Regions from separate parts of the Homo sapiens genome. Here region 1 is linked to region 2. Evidence: read pairs that join two places in POLR2A ChIA-PET (ENCODE). Cell type or tissue: PC-3. All regions are shown on one strand. Links, peaks and the distances in the headings refer to the core of each region. The heading gives the core; the rest is flanking DNA.

What was found. ChIA-PET counts read pairs that join two places held together with the same protein. Peaks named below come from ENCODE experiments on the same cell type or tissue, not always from the same donor. Only the 100,000 strongest peaks of a DNase experiment are listed, where the experiment ranks them.
Region 1: POLR2A ChIA-PET joins it to region 2 with 13 read pairs; 1 of 35 experiments calls an interaction of 5 or more read pairs at or near these places.

The regions. Positions count from the first base shown.
Region 1 is chrX:12,207,493-12,212,878 of GRCh38, reverse strand. All of the region lies in intron 1 of FRMPD4 (FERM and PDZ domain containing 4), which reads right to left. Among named protein-coding and RNA genes, the nearest start is that of FRMPD4, 72 kb to the right of the region's middle. In PC-3, for the core only: no CTCF peak of the experiment used is centred there; DNase peaks (open chromatin) are centred at 1,798 and 2,228; H3K4me3 peaks cover 1,231 bases; H3K27ac peaks cover 2,482 bases.
Region 2 is chrX:12,357,794-12,363,179 of GRCh38, reverse strand. The region is part of intron 1 of FRMPD4 (FERM and PDZ domain containing 4); the gene reads right to left. Among named protein-coding and RNA genes, the nearest start is that of FRMPD4-AS1, 15 kb to the left of the region's middle. In PC-3, for the core only: no CTCF peak of the experiment used is centred there; a DNase peak (open chromatin) is centred at 2,689; H3K4me3 peaks cover 420 bases; H3K27ac peaks cover 2,163 bases.

The DNA.
Region 1 (5,386 bases), core at 310-5,309, 150 kb after region 2:
CAAGGCACCAAAAACATGTCACTGGGCTTTCTACCAAATTATGAAGAGAATTTTAAAATTCAATGGAATAGCATTAGAACTTCTTTAGGCCTGGGTGAAAGGTGCAGGATTTCATCACAAAAATAAAGAGAAGTTGAAAGCAATTATCAAATAATTGACAGCCATATGGTGGGTATGAATTTTTGACTCATTAACTTGAGTTCCCCTGAGGTTTGAAATCTGTCCCCTAAGAAAGTAGATTAGCTATACAGATTTGGCTGCAGGTTACAGGAATTTGAACAAGTTAGAAATGTATTCTTGTCTCACCTAGAAGTCTAGGCTGGTTGTCAACACCGCTCAGTTCTCAGAGAGGCATAAAGTTCCTGCAGTGCCCTGGAGCCCAGTCTCCTTCTAGCTTGTTGCTCTGCCATCCCCATGGTGCTGTTCCTAACTACAGAGCCAAGATGCTGCACCATTAGGTCCGCATTGCATTCGGAGGGAAAGAGGACAGAAATTAGTCATATGGCCACCTACCTACAAGAGAGTCTGGGAAATGTGCCCACCTAAAAGAAAAAAAAAAATCGAATGATTTTAAAATTCTAGAACAGGGGTCAATAAACTACAATTGACAGGCCAAAATCAGCCCACTGATCTTTTTTGTATGGCCAGAGGGTTAAAATTTTTTTTTTTACATTTTTAAATGGTTGTTTTCTTTTATAAAGGACAAATATGCAACAGAGAGCATATGTGGCTTGCAAAGCCTAAAATATTTACTGTTTGGCCTTTTACAGAAAAAGTCTGCCAGTGCCTATTATAGAGGAAGGGAAGGATGGCTGTGGGGAGGAACTGGAAGTTTCTGCCACAGTAATAAACATCTCAACACCCGGAATGTTTAGAATTAAGCCAACAATGGAAATAACATCAACTCACAGAATTAGTACTTTTGAGTTAATTTTATGAAGAATATATGTTATATAGGTGATTTAAGAAACTATACATTAGTTTTGCCATTTTAAGCTGAAAGGAATAAGAAAATTGATTGTATTTTTAAATATAATTGGAACATTTTTAAAAGCTTATTTGCTTTGTAAGTTTATTATATTTATAAGAGTACTTTTAAATGCTTGGAAAGCTTTGATTGTTTGCATACTGATTTGCCCTATCAGGTCACTGGAAGCACTTCAAAGGAAAATATACTATATTAAATGCATAATTGCAGTATAAAATATTTAAGGGTGTTTAACTACCTTTGAAAATGGGTATGATTATTTAAGTAGAATTTGTTTGACTTGAATTAATTAAATATTAGCCAAAGAAAACATGAAGGTAATTGTACTTATTTAACTACACTTAAAAATAGAATAATAAGATTTCCATACTGAACTTCAAAACACATGAAAAACTAGGATTTTTGCAAAGATAACTCTACTAAACTAAACATGCAGATAGAAGCCAACTTACTCTAAAGAATCCTTTCCATCTGCAGAGGTTTCCCTCAGACATCAAACAGCTCATTGGCTAGTAAACAGATCTATAAGCCAAGAGGAGTAAAAAGGAGGAGAGAATTTGGCAACTAAATCCGGGGAATCAGGAGACACATCCAAGTCTGAAGAAGATGCAAGCTGCTTTGCCCAACCTTACATACCACCATTTCTTGCCAGAGCTCCACATGGAGTTGCTTATGAAGGAAAATTCAGGTATTGAGAGGCTCAAGCAACCACCACTATCCAAGTCTTGATGGATTCAATCCCGTTAGTGAGAACTGCAAAAATGCCAGTCAGTCCAACTCTGTCATATTACATGGAGTTGTTGTCTCCTGAGTTTTTACTGAGATCGTAAAATAAATGCCAGAGCAATGAATAATCACCCACTGAATTCAAACACTGTTTCATTTTAACAAAAGTACCTTTCAGAGAGACATTCTATTTAGTTTTGTCACTTTGAAATTAGATCTGTGGGATTTTTAAAAAATGCCTAGTTTTGACATTTTAAAACCTTCATATTTCTGAAAGTTTAACATTTCGGTGTTTGATATTTTAAAATATAACTTACCATTCAATGTTGCCTCTTTAAATTTGGTGAATGTTAAGGCTGTCACTTTGTCTCATACATCTAAATTCAAACTGCAGGTTGTCTGGTTTTCTTTTCCCCTTTTTTAGTGTGTGTTGTCGGTGGGGGAGGCGGGGCAGTTTCCAGTATTAACACATGATGACTGTCTGTGGAGTCTCTGGAACATCAGACTCACTCACTGGGAGCACCGCCAAGCTACTTTCAAATGTAAGTTAAGAAGCTACTCCCCCTTTGTGTTTTGTACAAGATGAAGACACCCTTGTTCATCCTTTCTGTCTGGCCAGCCCCTCTAAGTCCACATCTCACCCTCCTCATCAGGGGAGATGCTGCTGAAGGCAGGTTCCCAGGAAAAGGAAGGCAGAACCACACCACCATCTGAGGGAAGATGTGTGACTCAGGCCGCTTCTAATTGGTTCATATTGGCTTGTGCTGGGCCACATGGGCCTGTGCTCATTCAAGCTGGCTTCTGCTGGCTCAAGCTAGTTTGTCAGACCTGTGTTCTTTCCCACTCTAATTCAACTGATTTTCCCCTTTGTACTGACTACTAGGAAGATTGGTTCCAATTCTGAACTGTGTATCATGCAGAAGCAGCTTGAGACACATGTTTGATGTATTAACACTTGGCTTCAGATCATCTTTCTTTTTGGTCTGCATTTCTTGTTGACTAACTTTTATTACTTACTTTACATGTTGTCTTATTGTTTTGTGCATGGATTTAGGAACAATTTTCAATCTTTTTCTTGAGTGAAGTAGGGTATACACAAAGTCACAGGGCAAATAATTACTCACAAATGTACCACCACAGAAAGAAAACCAAGCAACTATCACTTCAGTGGAACCTATGAAAAACGGCAATGGCTTTCATATTTTACAACAGCAACATCTGATACCGAGAAGGCTCACTTCATTTCTTGTAAGTGAAATGATTCTAAGAAATGACCAAATGAATATCCCTTTAAACTGGGTTCTCTTGTCAATTATTAACAGTTGAGAGCAATGAGAAAATGGAAGAGATACACCACTTGCCATAAATGAAAAGGGCTACTAGCAAGGATTTTTATCCTTGGAATTAAGAACACAATTGATAACTATGTGAAAGTTAGGAAACTTCTTCCCAGAAAAGTACTAACGTGTGCTGATAGATAAATGTATCCAAACACTTTAAAGAGACACACAGGACCCAACCACTCCCATGAACCAAGCCCATCTGCTGCACTGAAGCCCTTCACATACTACTGCAGGGCTTTTAAATGATAATCTGTAGATTTCAGTGAGGAGGTGTCCAACACTTTGCAGTGAAAAAAGATAAGTCTATGTAACGGATATATAAATAGATGTGGCTTTAAATATCTACAGTGCTTGCTCATAGAGGATTCCAGTTTCTCTTGATATTGCGGTTACCTAAATTAATTTTTGGTTCTGTAAAGTCATTTCTTTTATGAAGTAAAGATAGTACATATACTGGTTTTTGGTTCTGTTCTTTCAAATATGCAACATAAAGTTGGCAAACAAATTAGTGTTAATCTCAAAAACATACTTTTAAATATATTACTATTCTATGAAATACAAAAATGTAGGGATATCTGCTTTTAGTTTTATGAGACCTAAATTAAAACCACTTGTACTATATTGTAGCTATTTTAAAAATATTTTATGATTAACAATACTTAATTTATATATTGATTCAAGACGGACAGGACTAATTTATAAGAGGACTGAAAAAAATGATACTTCAATTTAAGAAGACAAAATTCCATTACAGGTTAATTATGTTGGATAATGTGATCGTTAATCTCACAAACAGTTTTTATGTTCAATAATTAAAATAAACAAATTAATCACCTTATTGAAAGCTAGCTTACTTCAGTTAGCTGATTCTAAATAAGGAAAACCACCCTACCAGAATAATTTATAATTGTTGTTGTAGTTTCTTCCAATTGATGCATAATTTTGCCAAAGATATCTCCAATTGAATTATTCCATAATTTTACTCTTTACGCTTTAGATATAGACAGTAAATGTAATGCATGATTGTATTTAATTGGAGGGCAGAATAGCTTAACTGAAATAATTTGTTCAAATATATTAAAAAATTACTAAGGTTCATTACTACTTTAATTTACTGTAAACATTTTATTATAGTATAGTAAGGTATTATATGCCTATTTTTATATGATTTAAAGGAGGAAGTCCAAGTTTATGGATTTAAATAAATTTACCTTTTAACAGTAATTAACAATCAGCTATGCAAAAACAATTCTATTTGGCATAAAGACATTGCAAAGGATACAAAAGTGAATAGGATACCAAAGATATCATCTTTATTTTTCTTTTGTAGGATTTCTAATTGGGATTTTTTTTTTTCAGGGTGCAGTGGTTTCTTCTCTCTCCCCTTATTCCCCATATTTTCACCCACTATATCCATTTTTTCCTAGAAACCTTCAAACACATTATAGTAGTCTTTATCTGCTAATACCAAAATCTGGATGACATGTGGTCTTCAGCTATTGACTTTTTTTTTTCCTTTTTTATGGAGACAAGGTCTTGATTTTCTACTTGATTATAGGTTATATTTGCCTGCCTGTTGCCTGTCTAGCAATTTATGATTATATGCTGGATATTATTGATAATACGTTGTATAGACTGTGAATTCTGCTCTGTTCCTCTGAAGAGTGTTGAATTTTGTCATGTCAGACCATTATATTACAAGTGGGTCACCTTAATTTTGTGGAGGCTTGGTTTTCAGGTTTTCTTACAATGGGTCTATTTTAGTTTTGCCATTATTTCAAGGATATAGTTATCATTCCTGGGACATGGTCCCTGCTTCTAATGCATAGCTACTCTGGGTTCCAAAGAAAATCTTGAATTGTTTGCCAAATCTTTATAACTTGGCAGGATTTGAACTCCAATCTCTGTCTTCCTAGAACCAGGAAGCTGGTATCACCTCTGCTCAGATCATTAACTTTCCAACTACTGCTTCCTTTTGTGTTCCTTGAAATCATACCTGCATGTGCATAGTTTAGGAGTCAACTAGGGATTTGTATGTAGATTTTAGGATTCTCCATTTCCAGGATTCCCCCTCCCGATTTCCAGAAGTTTTTGGTAGCCCTGAGCTCTAACCTCTGACTTCTTCACTTAATAAGAATGCCACCTTCTGCTTGAGCTCTATCTCAGTGTGCCACAACAAACTGGGAAGCACGCTCAGCAGAAAAACCAGTTAAGTGTGGATCCTGCCTGATGTGCTCCTCTTCTTTCAAGAGCCATATCCCTTATAGTTCTGGCTTGCTTTTACTACTTTCCAAGTAGCTTTCAAACAACGATTTTTACAGTTTATAAT
Region 2 (5,386 bases), core at 93-5,092:
AACTACCATCAGAGTGAACAGGCAACCTACAGAATGGGAGAAAATTTTTACATTCTACCCATCTGACAAAGGGCTAATATCCAGAATCTACAAAGAACTTAAACAAATTTACAAGAAAAAATCAAACAACTCCATCAAAAAGTGGGCGAGGGATACGAACAGACACTTCTCAAAAGAAGACATTTATGCAGCCAACAGACACATGAAAAAATGCTCATCATCACTGGCCATCAGAGAAATACAAATCAAAACCACAATGAGATACCATCTCACACCAGTTAGAATGGCGATCATTCAAAAGTCAGGAAACAACAGGTGCTGGAGAGGATGTGGAGAAACAGGAACACTTTTACACTGTTGGTGGGACTGTAAACTAGTTCAACCATTGTGGAAGACAGTGTGGCGATTCGTCAAGGATCGAGAACTAGAAATACCATTTGACCCAGCCATCCCATTACTGGGTATATACCCAAAGGATTATAAATCATGCTGCTATAAAGACACATGCACACGTATGTTTATTGCGGCACTATTCACAATAGCAAAGACTTGGAACCAACCCAAATGTCCAACAACGATAGACTGGGTTAAGAAAATGTGACACATATACACCATGGAATACTATGCAGCCATAAAAAATGATGAGTTCATGTCCTTTGTAGGGACATGGATGAAGCTGGAAACCATCATTCTCGCAAACTATCACAAGGACAGAAAACCAAACACCACATGTTCTCACTCATAGGTGGGAATTGAACAATGAGAACACTTGGACACAGGGTGGGGAACATCACACACCGGGGCCTGTCATGGAGTGGGAGGAGGGGGGAGGGATAACATTAGGAGATATACCTAATGTAAAGGACGAGTTAATGGGTGCAGCACACCAACATGGCACACGTATACATATGTAACAAACCTGCACGTTGTGCACATGTACCCTAGAACTTAAAGTATAATAAAAAGAATAAAATAAAAAAATAAAAACTAAAAAAAAAAAAGAATCGTCAGTTACTATTGGGTAGGATAAAGAAAGTTTCTAGATGACAGACTTTCCCTCCTAATATTTCCAAAGACCCAGAGAAGATTAAGATTGCCTATATAAGCTAGAAGAAAAAAAGGGACATATTTCTACTACCTACTGATTTAATGGAGTCCCCTTTGCTGTCTGTAATGGGTTGAATCTTAGATTACCTGGCTGGGCCCTAAATCCAATGAGAAAAAGAGGATAAGGTATAGTAGGCCAAAAAGAAGAAACACACAGGAGACCATGTGAAGACACAGGCAGAGATTGGAGTGATGCTGCCATAAGCCAAGAAATGCCTGGAGCTACTAGAGACAAGGAAAGATGCTTCCCTAGAGCCTTCAGAAGGAGCATAATCATGAGAACACCTTGGTTTGGGACCTCTGACCTCCAGAACTGTGAGAGAATATCTTTCTGTTGTTTTAAGCCTCCCAGTTTGTTACAGAAGCCCTAATATACTCTGAAATATATATTCAAATATATATCCAAAGACCAAAATACACAAAAAATAATGCAAAAACGTGTCATTTTCTCAAAATATTTGAAAATCACTGGGTTCAAACTGCATCTAGCAAGTTGCATCTAACTTTTTCCCTGTGAGCAGAAAAAGCTAACCAATCAAATCTTAGGGAATGGAAAGACAGGACTGGCATTCCCAGCAAAGCCCAGTGGCTCATCCACCTGCTCTTCTGCATTAAAGCAAGCCTGCTCCTGTGGTTTCTAAATTATCACAGAGAGGTGATGTCAAGTTGAGCCTGGAACCTTTCCAGAGTTGGCAAACCCATTATTCCCCTTGACAATTTTATTGCTTATGCAGTCCTACAGAGGTTTCCTTAATATTCCAACTGAAATTTCATTGTTCTGGCTATTTGTAAAAGCCATCTCTTAACCAAACAGAAGTATTCTTTGAAATGTACCTTAAATGCTAGATTCAGAAAAGTGCAATGTCAGGATTGCACAGTCTGACATAGTTCAAGAAATAACCAGTTTGCATTATTTTGTAAGATAAGGCCATTAAACTCAACAATTACACTGCATTGACTCATTGTTTTTTCAGAGAAATTTCATCTTCTCTAATGACTGTGAGCTGACAAAATGAGAACAAAATTGGGTGACTTCTGTGATCATTTTCCAAAGCCTCAGAGCTTCCTTTAGGTCTGCAGGGTTCAAAATACTTACCGTTTTTTTTTTTTTTTTTCTTTTCATGGCTTGAGATTTTAGCAAAAAAAAGCCATAGAATACAAGAAGCTACAGATGTCTCTGAGTTTCTCCCAAGTGACTAGAAAATAAATAAACCATAAAGCAGAAGCATAACTCTCAGAAAACTACATTGTTTGAACACCAAATAATTGTCAAATACACTCATTTCTTGAAATAGTTTCCCAAAGATTTGGTTGCCGTCTCTATGGAGGAACATGTAGCATGGACTCAGAGTTTGGCAATCAATTAGTTTGTAACTAGTAAGGAAATGTCAGGAATTACCCAGAGCATGATGAGATTTTAGTACCTGTTAAGTTTGTGGGAAGATAAGAAGGAATTTGTATCAGTTGGCCTGCATGACTACTCTTAACATCTCAGAAGACTGTTAACCAATAGTGACTCAGACTTGTTCATAATTGGAATTTGAGTAAAAGGGAAATGACACAGCAATCTTTTTTTCATCTTTTTTCCCCCTACATGTTTAGTTTTGATATAAAAAAAACGAGGCTGAAAACATCAGGCTTGCCAATGTACATATATGGATGGTTGCCCTCAACTAAGGCATCCCCATATGTTCCCAGTGAACTATATATTTTCAAGCTCAACTCACTAAGTGGGCCAATCTTTTGCAAAATTTTATAATTACCAGAGTTTGGTCTCAATGCCTCCTAATCCCAACCAGATTCAGGATAGAATCAAAATGAACTTATTCACACTGAGACATACATGGCTGGTATCATTTAATTGGGTCCATAACCTAAAATATCAAATTCCTTTAATGATCAAGGTATAGTGCAGTATGTACAGTATGTACCTGAACCACTATGTTTGTAACATTCAACTTGATAAGCCTACCAGGGAAACAAACATAAAAGCAAAAGCAAACTTTGAACAATCAAAGAATGCTATTAAAAATAGAAAAGTAGCATTAACTCAAAATCTCAGAAGGGGCAGCTCCATCAAGCGTGATTCACAGGCTCAGTCAAGTCCCAGGGATGGCCTTAAATGTCTATTGTGGTCATCACCAAATGAGGTAGAGATTTTGATGTCACACATGAGACACCGAGGGTCCCCAACCTTGTCCTCCAATAGATGAACTATAACCAACTGCATAAGTGTGAGAAAGGAAAGAGGAAAACCGCTCCCTCCCCGGATGCCCTGCTTTCCAAAAGAATGATGGAACTTTGTGGCCAGGCACGGTGGCTCACGCCTGTAATCCCAGCACTTTGGGAGCCCAAGGCGGGTGGATCATGAGGTCGGGAGTTCAAGACCAGCCTGACCAACATAGTGAAACTCCATCTCTACTAAAAATATAAAAATTAGCTGGGCATGGTGACGCATGCCTGTAATCCCAGCTACACTCGGGAGGCTGAGGCAGGAGAATCGCTCAAACCTGGGAGGCAGAGGTTGCAGTGAGCCAAGACTGCGCCACTATACTCCAGCCTGGGCAACAGAGCAAGACTCCATTTCAAAAAAAAAAAAAGAAAAAAGAAAACAAAAAAAGAATGATGATACTTTGTTAAGAACACAGCAGTGGTTCCTTGAAAACAAACAACATGGCAGAAAATGAGAGTATGTGAACTTGACAAGATTTCTTATTTTCAATCAGATTAAGTTGAGAGTAATATTTACATTCTGAAAGGAGTTATACAGAAAACATTAATTTTATGTATATTTCTGTACTCCCACCCCCACATAATATGCTAAATATCCATAAGGGAAAATAGTTAAATGGGGACTATGCCCTGGATTTCCATCAGTTAGTTCATTCTATTCATCTCTATTTTTATAGCTTCTTTAATTTAATAAATCCAAGGTCAAAAATCACTCTGGGCTATTAATAGACCTACCAGCAATGACATTTGCAGCATCATGGAAAGAGATATTGCATTCTCTCCATCTAGCATTGATGATAGCTTCCAGCATTCTGTACCCTTGTTTAAATATATAAAAAAAAAGACAGTGCTTCCCTTCAGGGCAAACTTTGCAGCATATTTTACACTGTTGTTGCGGTTATAGAAGTAATGTCTATTTGGAAAGCCAGTGAAAAATCATTAGGACTGACACACTGAGTGAGGCATAAATCAAATGATAAGGAACCGAGCAAGGGATAGCTCCATTCTGAACACTTGTAGTAGAGGTTCCCCCACTTGTTCTTACAGACATCCAGCACTGAATTTTTGAAGCCATCCCTTTTCCGCTTAGAGAACTAGAATTGAATTCTCCTTCCCTGGGTGTCACAATGTTTTTCTCTTCAAATTTAAATCATGGTAAGTAATGACTTTTCTCAGAGACTTCCAGGGACCAAACTGTAAAATTACTTACTGAAGGAAGGGATTTAAAACGGAAGGGTAAAAAACACCTTAAGAACTGAGATTTTGGGGGGTCTTTATGCACAATTGTAAAGTCCAAGTAAATGGCAAGTCACAAAGCTGGCAATATAGGAGGATTTACTGTGCAATCCTGCAGTTTGGAGACACGAAGCCACCAACATGGGAACCACCATATTTCCTCTATCACCAAATAGATATACAAGATAAGACAGTCACTTCTCCAAATACATAAGCCCTTTAACTTAAGCATCCAAGAGCCCTGGATAAGGACTTACAAATAATTTGCCCCAGATAGGAGACATATCTACTGGCCTTGGGGTCTTAATTTATTCCTTGTCTATACCTAGGAGGGGTGGGGGCAGAGACAAAAATGAGAAGTTGTGTGTATATTGCATAATCTGAGAAAGCAGTAGAAAGTTAAAAAAAAATCATAGCAGCATTATTCCTAATAGCCAAAATGTGATAACAACCCACACGCTCATAAACTGGAGAACTGATCAACAAATTGTGGGATATCCATTTAAGGAAATACAATTCAGCAGTAAAAAGGAATGAAGTGCTGATACATGTTATAGCATGGATGAATCTTGAAAACATTATGCTAAATGAAAGAAGGCAATCACGAAAGAGCATGTCTTGTATGATTTCATCTAGACGAAGTGTTCAGAGAGGTACATCTATAGAGGCAGAAAGTAGAGTAGCGGTTGCCAGGGAATAGAGATGGGAACAGGAATGAACTGAAAATGAGCAAAAGGGATCTTAATGTGATTATGGTGATGCTTGCACAACTCGGTAAATTTACTAAAAATCATTGACTTATATATTTAAA